2 separate regions of the Homo sapiens genome follow, and region 1 is linked to region 2. A link is a contact called in ENCODE Hi-C or POLR2A ChIA-PET data. All regions are on one chromosome and are shown on one strand. Each heading gives the region's core, a stretch centred on a gene start or an enhancer-like site at or near the end of the contact. The rest is flanking DNA. Distances are from core to core; before and after follow the strand shown. Region 1 holds the start of C12orf76 (chromosome 12 open reading frame 76). Region 2 holds the start of TRAFD1 (TRAF-type zinc finger domain containing 1).

Region 1 (5,460 bases), core at 434-2,933, 2.1 Mb after region 2:
TGTGTGTGCAGTGTTGGGCCAAACACTTAGCTCAATTCCCTCATGTATTCAGCAAACAGTTACTGAATATAATATGCTACTCTTCTAGTCTTGTAGCAGGACGAGCCGCAGACAAAACCTCTCAGACACCGAGTTGTAGAAGGAAGGGCTTTATTCAGCTGGCAGCATCGGCAAGCTACTGCCTTAAAATCCGAGCTCCCCGAATGCACAATTTCTGTCCCTTTTAAGGGCTCCTCACAGCACTAAAGATTTCACATGAAAGGGTCGTGATTGATTTGAGCAAGTAGGTGGTACGTGACAGGGGCTGCATGCACCAGTGGTAAGAGAGAAACAGAACAGGGCAGGGAGTTTCACAACGTTCTTCTATACAATGTCTGGAATCTATGAATAACATCGGTTTCTAAGTTATGAGTTGATTTTTAGCTACTGGGTGTGAGGCCTCTGAGCCCAAGCCAAGCCATCGCATCCCCTGTGACTTGCACGTATACATCCAGATGGCCTGAAGTAACTGAAGATCCACAAAAGAAGTAAAAATAGCCTTAACTGATGACATTCCACCATTGTGATTTGTTTCTGCCCCACCCTAACTGATCAATGTACTTTGTAATCTCCCCCACCCTTAAGGTACTTTGTAATCTCCCCCAACCTTAAGAAGGTTCTTTGTAATTCTCCCTACCCTTGAGAATGTACTTCGTGAGATCCACCCCTGCCCGCAAAACATTGCTCTTAACTTCACCGCCTATCCCAAAACCTGTAAGAACTAATGATAATCCACCACCCTTTGCTTACTCTCTTTTCGGACTCAGCCCGCCTGCACCCAGGTGAAATAAACAGCCATGTTGCTCACACAAAGCCTGTTTGGTGGTCTCTTCACACACGTTTGGTGGTCTCTTCACACACATGAAACTGGGTTTAGGCCAGGCAGGCCCAGGCCTGGTTTCGGGCCTGGCGCCGGGCTGCCCGTCTTTGGTTTCACTTCCTTGTTGTTTCTTCTTAAAACAGGTACTGAGTATAAAACAATATAAAACAAAATGAGAGGGTCTCTCTCTCCCCCAGTCTCTGGGACAGAGCAGAGAGCAAGAACAAAATCGCTGTGCTCGTGGACTTTACATGCTAGGGCGGAGCAGGTCCTCAGAAAATCATCAAATGTACGTTAAATGTATAAGGTAAATGGTGATGAGTCTAAAGTGAATGGGGGGAATGGAAGAGAACGAAGGTAGGGAGAATGTACATTAAGGGAAAGGGAGGGTTGCAATTTTAGAAAAGGATGTCTGGGCAAGGGCTCCCTGAGAAGATGGCATTTGTACTATAGAAACACAGTATCTATTTTCCAGGCCCGTAATGAAGGTTTAATAAGAAAATGCATGGATTCGTAAAAAATCTTCAATAGGCCCCAAATGGACCTACAAGACCTCGACCCCAATGGATGAGGGAACGCTAACCACAGCAGAACGGTAATCGCGGCGAACGTTGGCACAGACGGAAAGTTGATCTGAACGGAAAGTTGGTCCGGGGGAAACATTAGTTATTGAGGAACGTTAATCCGGAACAAATCTTAGGCAGAAGCGGAACTTAGACCAGGACGCACAGTTACCATGGCAATGACGCGCGCCCTAAGGGCGGTGGCAGCGACGCAGAGAGACCTGGGAGGAGACAGAGGCAGGGCTTGCGACGGAAGTGGCCTCTCTGCTTCTGCAGGGCTGGGGAAGATGCTGCGTCCAGCGTTACCGTGGCTGTACCTTGGCCTCTGCAGCCTCCTGGTGGGGGAGGCAGAGGCCCCGAGCCCCGTGGATCCGCTGGAGCGGAGCCGGCCGTACGCGGTGCTGCGAGGGCAGAACCTGGGTGAGCGGCCCTCGGGCTGGCGGGCGGCGGGTAGTGCCTGAGCTTTCACTGCTCCGGGTGCTGGAGCCGGGCATGTACGGAGCGGACAGGGGATAGAGTGGGGAGATGGGTGAGTGCGGGGGGTGCAGGTGAGGCCCCTCAGGGGGCCCCGAGACTCCCTCTCCAAAAGCCTGGGGCAGAAGGCCTGAACTTTGCCTCTCAGCAAGTGCTCAATATGTGCCAGAACCTTCGCCTCCCAGGTTCAAGCAATTCTCCTGCCTCAGCCTGCCGAGTAGCTGGGATTACAGGCGCACACCACCACACTTGGCTAATTTTTGTATTTTTAGTAGAGATGGGGTTTCACTATGTTGGCCAGGCTGGTCTCAAGCCTGGCATGGTGTCCAGTAAGCTCTCAATATGTACTGCTTGCCCATGAATGAACTGCAATCGGGAGACCTGGGTCTCATTCTGGGTCCTCTCCTCTCTGGCAGTGTGGGCTCAGGCTAGGCAACAAGGCACATCATTTACCCCACCCCTCTTCTTTCCCAGAGGAGCCAGTATTTATTGCAAAAATGATAACAGTTTTTGAGCATTTCCTACATCCCATGTCTTGTGCTACGCACTTTGTATACGCGAATTCATTTGAGCCTTACAATAACTTAATGAGAAACGTACGGTTTGCAGCCCTTTTTTTTTCTTTTACAATAGTGTCTCCTCTGTCACCCAGGCTGGAGTGCTGTGGCACGATCTTGGCTCACTGCAGCCTCGGCCTCCTGGGTTTAAGTGATCCTGCCACCTCAGCATCCCGGGCGAGTAGCTGGGACTACAGGCGTGCACCACCACACCTGGCTCATTTTGTTGTTGTTGTTGTTTACTTTTTGTAGAGGTGGGGGTCTCGAACTCTTGGGCTCAAGCAATCCTCCTGCCTCGGCCTCCCAAAGTGTTGGGATTACAAGTGTGAGCCACCGCACCTGATGTTGCAGCTCTATTTTTCAGATAAGGAAAATGAAACTCAGAGAAGTGAAGTTATTTGCCCAAAGTTACATAGCTAGGAAATGATGAGGCCAATACTAGAACCTGTTTGGGGGCTTGAAACATAAGTTGTGGGAGGATATCTTCAACACACACACACGCTGCGTAAATATGTGTGTGTGCATGGCTTTGGCTTTGGAAGGAGTTCTGGAACTTAAAGCTTGGCAAACTTCACAATAAATCTGCCCCTCGCCAAAGTCTTCCCTTCCCACTGTATCTCCTTGGTACATCTGTATATCTACAAAGTGGCTATTAGTATCATTTTGGATTATCTTGACTCTACATGAACTCAGTGTTTGCCATGTGTTGACGACTTACTGTGTACCTAGCACTCTACTAAATAGTTTCCACACATTATCCCACTCGATCCTTCAGAACAGGGTTTCTCAACCTGGATATTACGACATGTTGGATAAATGATTTCAGGGGGCGAGGGGCAGTGGGGGGGCTATGATAAACACTGTAAGAAGTTTGGTGGCATCCCCAGCCTTTAGATACCAGTAGCACCCCCTACTCCTAATCAAGATAGTCAAAATCTCTCCAGACATTGCCAAATGTCCACGGTACGCCAAATCCCCATTGGATACCCACTGCTGTGGAACAGTACTACTCAAAGGGTAGTCTGCAGACCAGTGTGAGTCTGCAAACTATGTTATCTGCAAAGAGATGACTACAGAAATTGAGAGTGTTTAGAAACTTAACAGTTTGACATTGTTGCAACATCCAAGCACTTAGAGACCAGTTCTAGGTGTCTCTGAACTGGAATGCTTTGCAGATGAAGGGAACTGGTTATTAGTCATGCACAGTAGGGCTATGTAGTGGTCTGGGACAGACTAGAAATTATAAAAACTACTCCTTTGCCATAGATAGTTTGAGAAATGCTGTCCTAGACAGTTCCGTACAGTTGGTATTTATTTATTTTTTTGAGATGGAGTTTTGCTCTTGTTGCCAAGGCTGGAGTGCAGTGGTGCGGTCTCAGCTCACTGCAGCCTCCGCCTCCTGGGTTCGAGCAATTATCCTGCCTCAGCCTCTTGAGTAGCTGGGACCACAGGCGTGTGCCACCACGCCCAGGTAATTTTTGTATTTTTAGTAGAGATGGGGTTTCACCATGTTGGCCAGGATGGTCTCGATCTCTTGACCTCATGAACTGCCCACTGTGGCCTCCCAAAGTGCTGGGATTACAGGTGTGAGCCACCACGCCCGCCCTAAAACATTCTTTTAAGGTTCTGCCTGGGCCTGCAATTCAGGCAACTGTCACTGCATGCAAAGTGTAGGGAGAAGTGAAAAGATGACGACTGGGAGAATTGATCAGGCCCCAAATGCATGGCCATTGTGTACCTAACAACTCATGGTTTTAAGCTCCTTTTTAAACTTTATTTTTATTATTATTTTTTATATGGAGTCTCACTCTGTTGCCCAATCTGGAGTGCAATGGCATGATCTTGGTTCACTGCAACCTCCACCGCCCAGGTTCAAGTGATTCTCTTGCCTAAGCCTCCCAAGTAGCTGGGATTACAGGCACCCACCACCGTGCCCGGCTAATGTTTGTAATTTTAGTACAGAGGGGGTTTCTCCATGTTGGCCAGGCTTGTCTCGAAGTCTTGATCTCAAGTGATCTGCCCATCTCGGCCTCCCAAAGTGCTGGCATTACAGGTGTGAGCCGCTGCGCCTGGCCTTTTTTATTTTTTAAAGGTAGATTTCCATTCCCCAATTCCAATCTTCTGCATTCCTGCTTTGGGAGTTTTAAGTTTTTTATTTTTTATTTTTTTGAGATGGAGTCTCGCTCTGTTGCCAGGCCAGTGCAGTGGCGCGATCTTGGCTCACTGCAACCCCCGACTCCCTGGTTCAGGTGATTCTCCTGCCTCAGCCTCCCGAGTAGCTGGGATTACAGGTGCCCGCCACCATGCCCAGCTAATTTTTGTATATTTAGTAGAGACGGGGTTTCACCACGTTAGCCAGAGTGGTCTCGATCTCCTGATCTTGTGATCCGCCCGCCTTGGCCTCTCACTGGGATTACAGGCTTGAGCCGCTGCGCACAGCCGAGAGTTTTAAATTTTTTTTGGAGTTCTTCCAAAATGCGAGATGCAAGAAAATGTTCTTAAATGGAATAAGACAACTTTAAGTCCAATTGTAGTCCAAACCATAGAAACTCAGAATTCAGGACTTTTGAAAATTAGGGCAGGTATTCAGTTAACAAGGGCTATTTTAAGACATGACATTTAGTTCACGTAGGTTGGAGATTTTGTTTGACAAAGATCTTAAAATTACTTCTGGCCTTTGGAGTTATGACATGCTGTCTTTGTCACCTTCTCCTTCCTTCTTCCCCCTCACTCACCAAAAAAAGATGAATTTTCTTTTCTTTTCTTTTTTTTTATTTTGAGACGGAGTTTCGCTCTTGTTGCCCAGGCTGGAGTGCAGTGGCGTGATCTTGGCTCACCGCAACCTCCGCCTCCCGGGTTCAAGAAATTCTCCTGCCTCAGCCTCCCAAGTAGCTGGGATTACAGGCATGCACCATCACGCCCAGCTAATTTTGTATTTTCAATAGAGACAGGGTTTCTCCATGTTGGTCAGGCTGGTCTCGAACTCCCGACTTCAGGTGATCTGCTT
Region 2 (5,054 bases), core at 2,535-5,034:
TGTGGTCCCAACTACTCAGAAGGCTGAGATGGGAAGATCACTTAAGCCCAGGAGGTCAAAGCTGCAGTGAGCAGTGATTGTACCACTGCACCCTAGCCTGGGTGACAGAGTGAGATCCTGTCTCAAAAAAAAAAAAAAAAAAAAAAAAAATCACCATCCCACCCTTTTTCTGGTTCAGCATTCAATCTAGGATCACACACTGCATTTGGCTATTACTTGTAGTTAATCTCCTTTGATTTGGGAGAGTTCTTCAGTCTTTCCTTCTCTTTCATGACCTTGTTAAGCATACTGGCTTTTTTTTTTTTTTTTTTTTTAAACAGAGTCTCACTCTGCTGTCTAGGCTGGAGTGCAGTGGTGCGATCTCGGCTCACTGCGATCTCGGCTCACTGCAACCTCGACCTCAGCCTCCTGAGTAGCTGGGACCACAGGTGTGCACCACCATGCCCAGCTAATTTTTGTATTTTCAGTAGAGATGGAGTTTCACCATGTTGACCAGGCTGGTCTCAAACTCCTGACCTCATATGATCCACCAGCCAGCCTCAGCCTCCCAAAGTGCTGGGATTACAGGCATGAGTCACCGTGCCCAGCCAGCTAGTTATTTTATATAATATCCTTCAATTTGGGTTTGTCTGATATTTTCTCATGATTAAATTCAGGTTATATATTTTTGGCAAGAACACCATAGAAATCATGTTGTGCTCATCTCAGTGCCTTATATCAGAAGGTACATGATGTCAACAGTCTTATTTTACTATTGATGTAAACCATGATCACATAGTTGATATGGTGTCTGCCAAATTTCTTCACTATAAAGTTTCTCCTGCTTTTTAAACAAGATGTCAATGCAGAAAGCAAAGCACTGGCAACTTTACTACCATTGTTTAGTTTAGATTATTCCTTTCCATGATACAAAAATGGTCTTAAATCCTGCCCCCAGTAGGGTTCTTTAAAGGTTTTGGCATTATCAAGCGAGTTGCCACTTTTCAAAACATGTATTTAGTCATTTGTTCAACATGCTTAATTAAGACAATACTTTGAGGCTGGGTCCAGTGGCTCATGCCTGTAATCCCAGCACTTTGGGAGGCTGAGGTGGGCGGATCACTTGAGGTCAGGAGTTCAAGACCAGCCTGGCCAGCATGGCGAAACACCTCTCTACTAAAAATAAAAAAATTAGCCGGGTGCCTGTAGTCCCAGCTACTAGGGAGGCTGAAGCAGAATTGCTTGAACCCGGGAGGTGGAGGTTGCAGTAAGCCAGGATCACACCACTGCACCCCAGCCTGGGCAACAGAGTGAGCCTCTGTCTCAAAAAATAAAAATAAAAAAAAAAAGGACAATACTGTGGGCCAGGTGCAGTGTCTCACACCTGTAATCCCAGCACTCTGGAAGGCTGGGGTGGGTGGATCACTTGAGCTCAGGAGTTCAAGGCCAGCCAGGAAACATAGTAAGACCCTGCCTTTATAAAAAATAAGCAGCCGGGTGCGGTGGTTCATGCCTGTAATCCCAGCACTTTGGGAGGCCGAGACAGGTGGATCACAAGGTCAGGAGATCGAGACCATCCTGCCTAACATGGTGAAACCCAGTCTCTACTAAAAAGAGCTTGCAGTGAGCCGAGATCACGCCACTGCACTCCAGCCTGGGCGACAGAGCGAGACTCCCTCTCAAAAAAAACAAAAAACAAAAAAGCAAAAAATTAGGTGGGTATGGTGGCACATGCCTGTAATCTCAGCTACTTGGGAGGCTGGGGTGGGAGGCTGAGGTAGTCCCAGCTACTTGGGAGGCTTGAGCCCAGGAGGTCGAGGCTACAGTGAGTGAGTTGTGATCACACCACTGCACTCCAGCCGGGGTGACAGAGTGAGACCCTGTCTCAAAGAAAAAGAAGACCATACTGTGTGCCACTGTGCCCTGGCACTAAAAATACTTTACAAAATAAGGAAATATAGTCTCTGATAAAGCGATTTAGTGGTAGAGAAAAACAATAAGCAAAAAAATACATATAACTTGAGTATTGTGATGGAAAAGTATACTGACAAATAAATGGGGGCGGAATAGAGGCAAATCTACTTTAGGTAGATAAGAGTGGTCAGGGAAGAACTTTCTGGGGAGACGACATTTAAATTAAGAACTGAAGTACAAGAGCCAACCACGAAAAGACAAAGATAGAGGATGGGAATGCGGGGAAATCCATCCAGGCAGTGGGAAGGGCAAAAGGCCTAAAAGCAATGAAAGAGAAAGTAAAGGCAGATCTGGAAGAGCATAATAAAAAAGGGGAATGACTCAAGAAGGTCTTGTCATATCAGACAGAAAGAATATTGGATTCGATTCCAAGCTCAATGGTAAACCACTGAAGGGCTTTAAACTAGGGAATGACATAATTCAAGACACCCATTCTGGGCTGGGCGCAGCAGCTCACGCCTGTAATCCCAGCACTTTGGGAGGGCGAGGTGGGCAGATCACTGGAGGTCTGGGGTTCGAGACCAGCCTGGCCAACATGGCAAAACCAAGTCTCTACTAAAAATACAAAAATTAGTTGGGCGTGGTGACGGGCGCTTGTATCCCAGCTACTCAGGAGGCTGAGGCAAGAGAATCACTTAAACCCAGGAGGCGGAGGCTGCAGTGAGCTGAGATCTCGCCACTGCACTCCAACCTGAACAACAGAAGGTGACTCCATCTCAAAAAAAAAAAAAGATATTCACTCTGATATGAAATGGCAACTAAGGAAGGCTGTCCGACTGATTTCAGGTGTGCTCTATTCCAGCCCACTCTGGCCAACTCTAAGGCCAGAGCTCAGATGTAGCAGGTGCTTGCTTTTCTAGATGCAAGGAGACTGGGGGTAGCCTGCAGGGTCCCCCTCTGGGGGTCAAGGTCTGGCTGGTTCTGCCAGATTTAACCTCTCTGGGCCTCAGATTCTTCAGGCAGAGGACTGACAATACTTCAAAGGGTCAAGGAAACGGGCGAATGCACGGAAGAGTTGAGGCACAGAAAAGTCTTCAAGCTTATAAGGAGCCTGTTGGGGGTCAGCTAGATCTCTCTAGTCCGCAGAGGGGACCGTCCCTCTGCCCGAGGCGGCGGAGCTTCCCCTGCCGGGTCCAGATACCCCAAGGCAGTTTCCAATCGCCCCCGTCCCCAGGAAGGTCGGTGATGGGGAGTGAAGAAGTAAGCGGCTTCTCAAATAATAGCAGTTGCCAAACGCTTACCGGGAAAATCTTTTAATCCCGACTACAATCCTAAGAGGTGAAAGTCTTGGTCCCCACTTTAGAGGCTACGAAAGCGGAAGGCCACCTGAGTTTTCCACAGCACCAGCGGGTCGGAGTGCGAGCTCGGACTCGGGTCCTTCGGCTTCGAGGCCGCATTAGGCCACTCGCGACCCCCCACGCCGGCAGCTCGAGGCTCGGACTCTAGGCCCAGGCCGGCACTGAGCCCAGCTCCGCCCGGGACGCGGTGGTCACAGCGGCGCTGCGAACGACGCCCGCTTCCCGGCTCACCAGACCAACCTAGGCCGCGAAGGGGGCGGCGTCGCCGGGGGCTGCCAAGGCGCCGGTTCCCTGAGGAGAAAGCGCGGCCTCCTCCAGGTGCCTGAGATGCCGCCGCGCGGGCATCCTCTCCTCACAGCCGCGACCCCGGGCCCAGAGACCCCTCGCCCACACACCCCTCCCTTGGGATGCTGGACCCTTCCTAAACTGGAGGCCACAGGGGATCTCCAGCCGCGTGCCGCCGCTACACCTCACCAGGGACGAGAGGAGAAACGCTGAGTTGACACACTAGCTGCAGACACGGAGCCTCCTCTGTCAGACCCCGCACTGAACAACGGCCCTCAGAGCTGCCTCACCACTTCCGCCCATCGCGGAGGAGCGCGCCCATTGGCCAGGGGCGGCTCCAGCTGTCGGCCCATTGGATAACACCGTTGTCGCTCCCAGGGCCCCGCCTTCTGCGCGTCGATTGGCTCCCTGGAGGCCCACGGGGGCGTGTCCCTGGAAGCCCTGGCCCCTGCACATCTGGAACCAGAGGCACGAAGCTGAGCTGTGAGCCTGTTGCTGAGTTTAGCAACTGTCCCCGACACAGGCTAATAATATTTGCATGAATAATTCTGTACAAACATTACTAATATGCTTAATATATTGAGATAATTAATGGTATTTGTTCTTTTCTCATGGGCCGTTAATACTTATTAGTCATTCTTATTGCTATGATAATGCCCTTGTGCAAGACTTCTGCAGATCTGTGACCATATTTTTTGAGCACTTTGCTTTTTTGCAGTGGAAGAATGAGAGCCTGAGATGCAGGTTTGAGAGCTAGTTTCTCCACTTGCTGCCTGAATGGATTCCCTGAGCTTCTCTTACCTCATGTATAATAAAGGAGAGAATAATTATATAAGTATAACCAAGCACATATTACAAACCAACTTATAATTATATAAGTATAACCAAGCACATATTACAAACAATACAGCAATTTAAAATTATGATTCCATTGCAGATTATAATTGCAAAATATGGAGGCCAAGGCGGGTGGATCTCTTGAGCTCAGGAATTAGAGACCAGCCTGGGCAATATAATGAAACCATATCTCTACAAAAAAAATACAAAAATTAGCCAGGCGTGGTGGCACGCACCTGTAGTTCCACCTCCTTGGGAGGCTGAGGTGGAAGGATCCCTCGAGCCCAGGAGGCAGGGCTGGAGTGAGCCCTGATCATGCTACCGCACTCCAGCCTGGGGGACAGAGAAAGACCCCGTCTCAAAAATAATATAATATAATATAATATAATATAATATAATATAATATAATATAATTGCAAAATGTTAATGAGATAGTACTAAGCAAGAAAAGCATCTAACAGGCTGGGCGCGGTGGCTCACGCCTGTAATGCCAACACTTTGGGAGGCAGAGGCTGGTGGATCACCTGAGGTCAGGAGTTCAAGACCAGCCTGGCCAACATGGTGAAACACCGTTTCTACTAAAAATACAAAAATTAGCTGGCCGTGGTGGCAGGCGCCTATGATCCCAGCTACTTGGGAGGCTGAGACAGGAGAATCGCTTGAACCCAGGAGGTGAAGGTT

Evidence for each region. Hi-C counts contacts between places; a loop is a spot of excess contacts on that map. ChIA-PET counts read pairs that join two places held with the same protein, here RNA polymerase II (POLR2A). Pooled maps may share reads with other maps.
Region 1: a loop to region 2 is called in a pooled map, with 7 times the contacts of the local background. The contact joins the promoter of C12orf76 here to the promoter of TRAFD1 in region 2. A Hi-C loop is called at or near these places in 4 of 50 pooled maps. POLR2A ChIA-PET finds 5 or more read pairs at or near these places in 2 of 52 experiments (HEK293 and T-cell).

What each region holds. Positions count from the first base shown.
Region 1 is chr12:110,044,745-110,050,204 of GRCh38, reverse strand. It overlaps C12orf76 (chromosome 12 open reading frame 76), which reads left to right and starts at 1,683. Exons shown (of 2, transcript NM_001389625.1): 1 at 1,683-1,842. The coding sequence starts at 1,710. RefSeq lists an enhancer at 735-994 and a silencer at 1,915-1,974.
Region 2 is chr12:112,124,290-112,129,343 of GRCh38, reverse strand. TRAFD1 (TRAF-type zinc finger domain containing 1) reads right to left here and starts at 3,784. Exons shown (of 12, transcript NM_006700.3): 1 at 3,726-3,784. RefSeq lists enhancers at 3,258-3,327, 3,738-3,787, 3,765-4,059.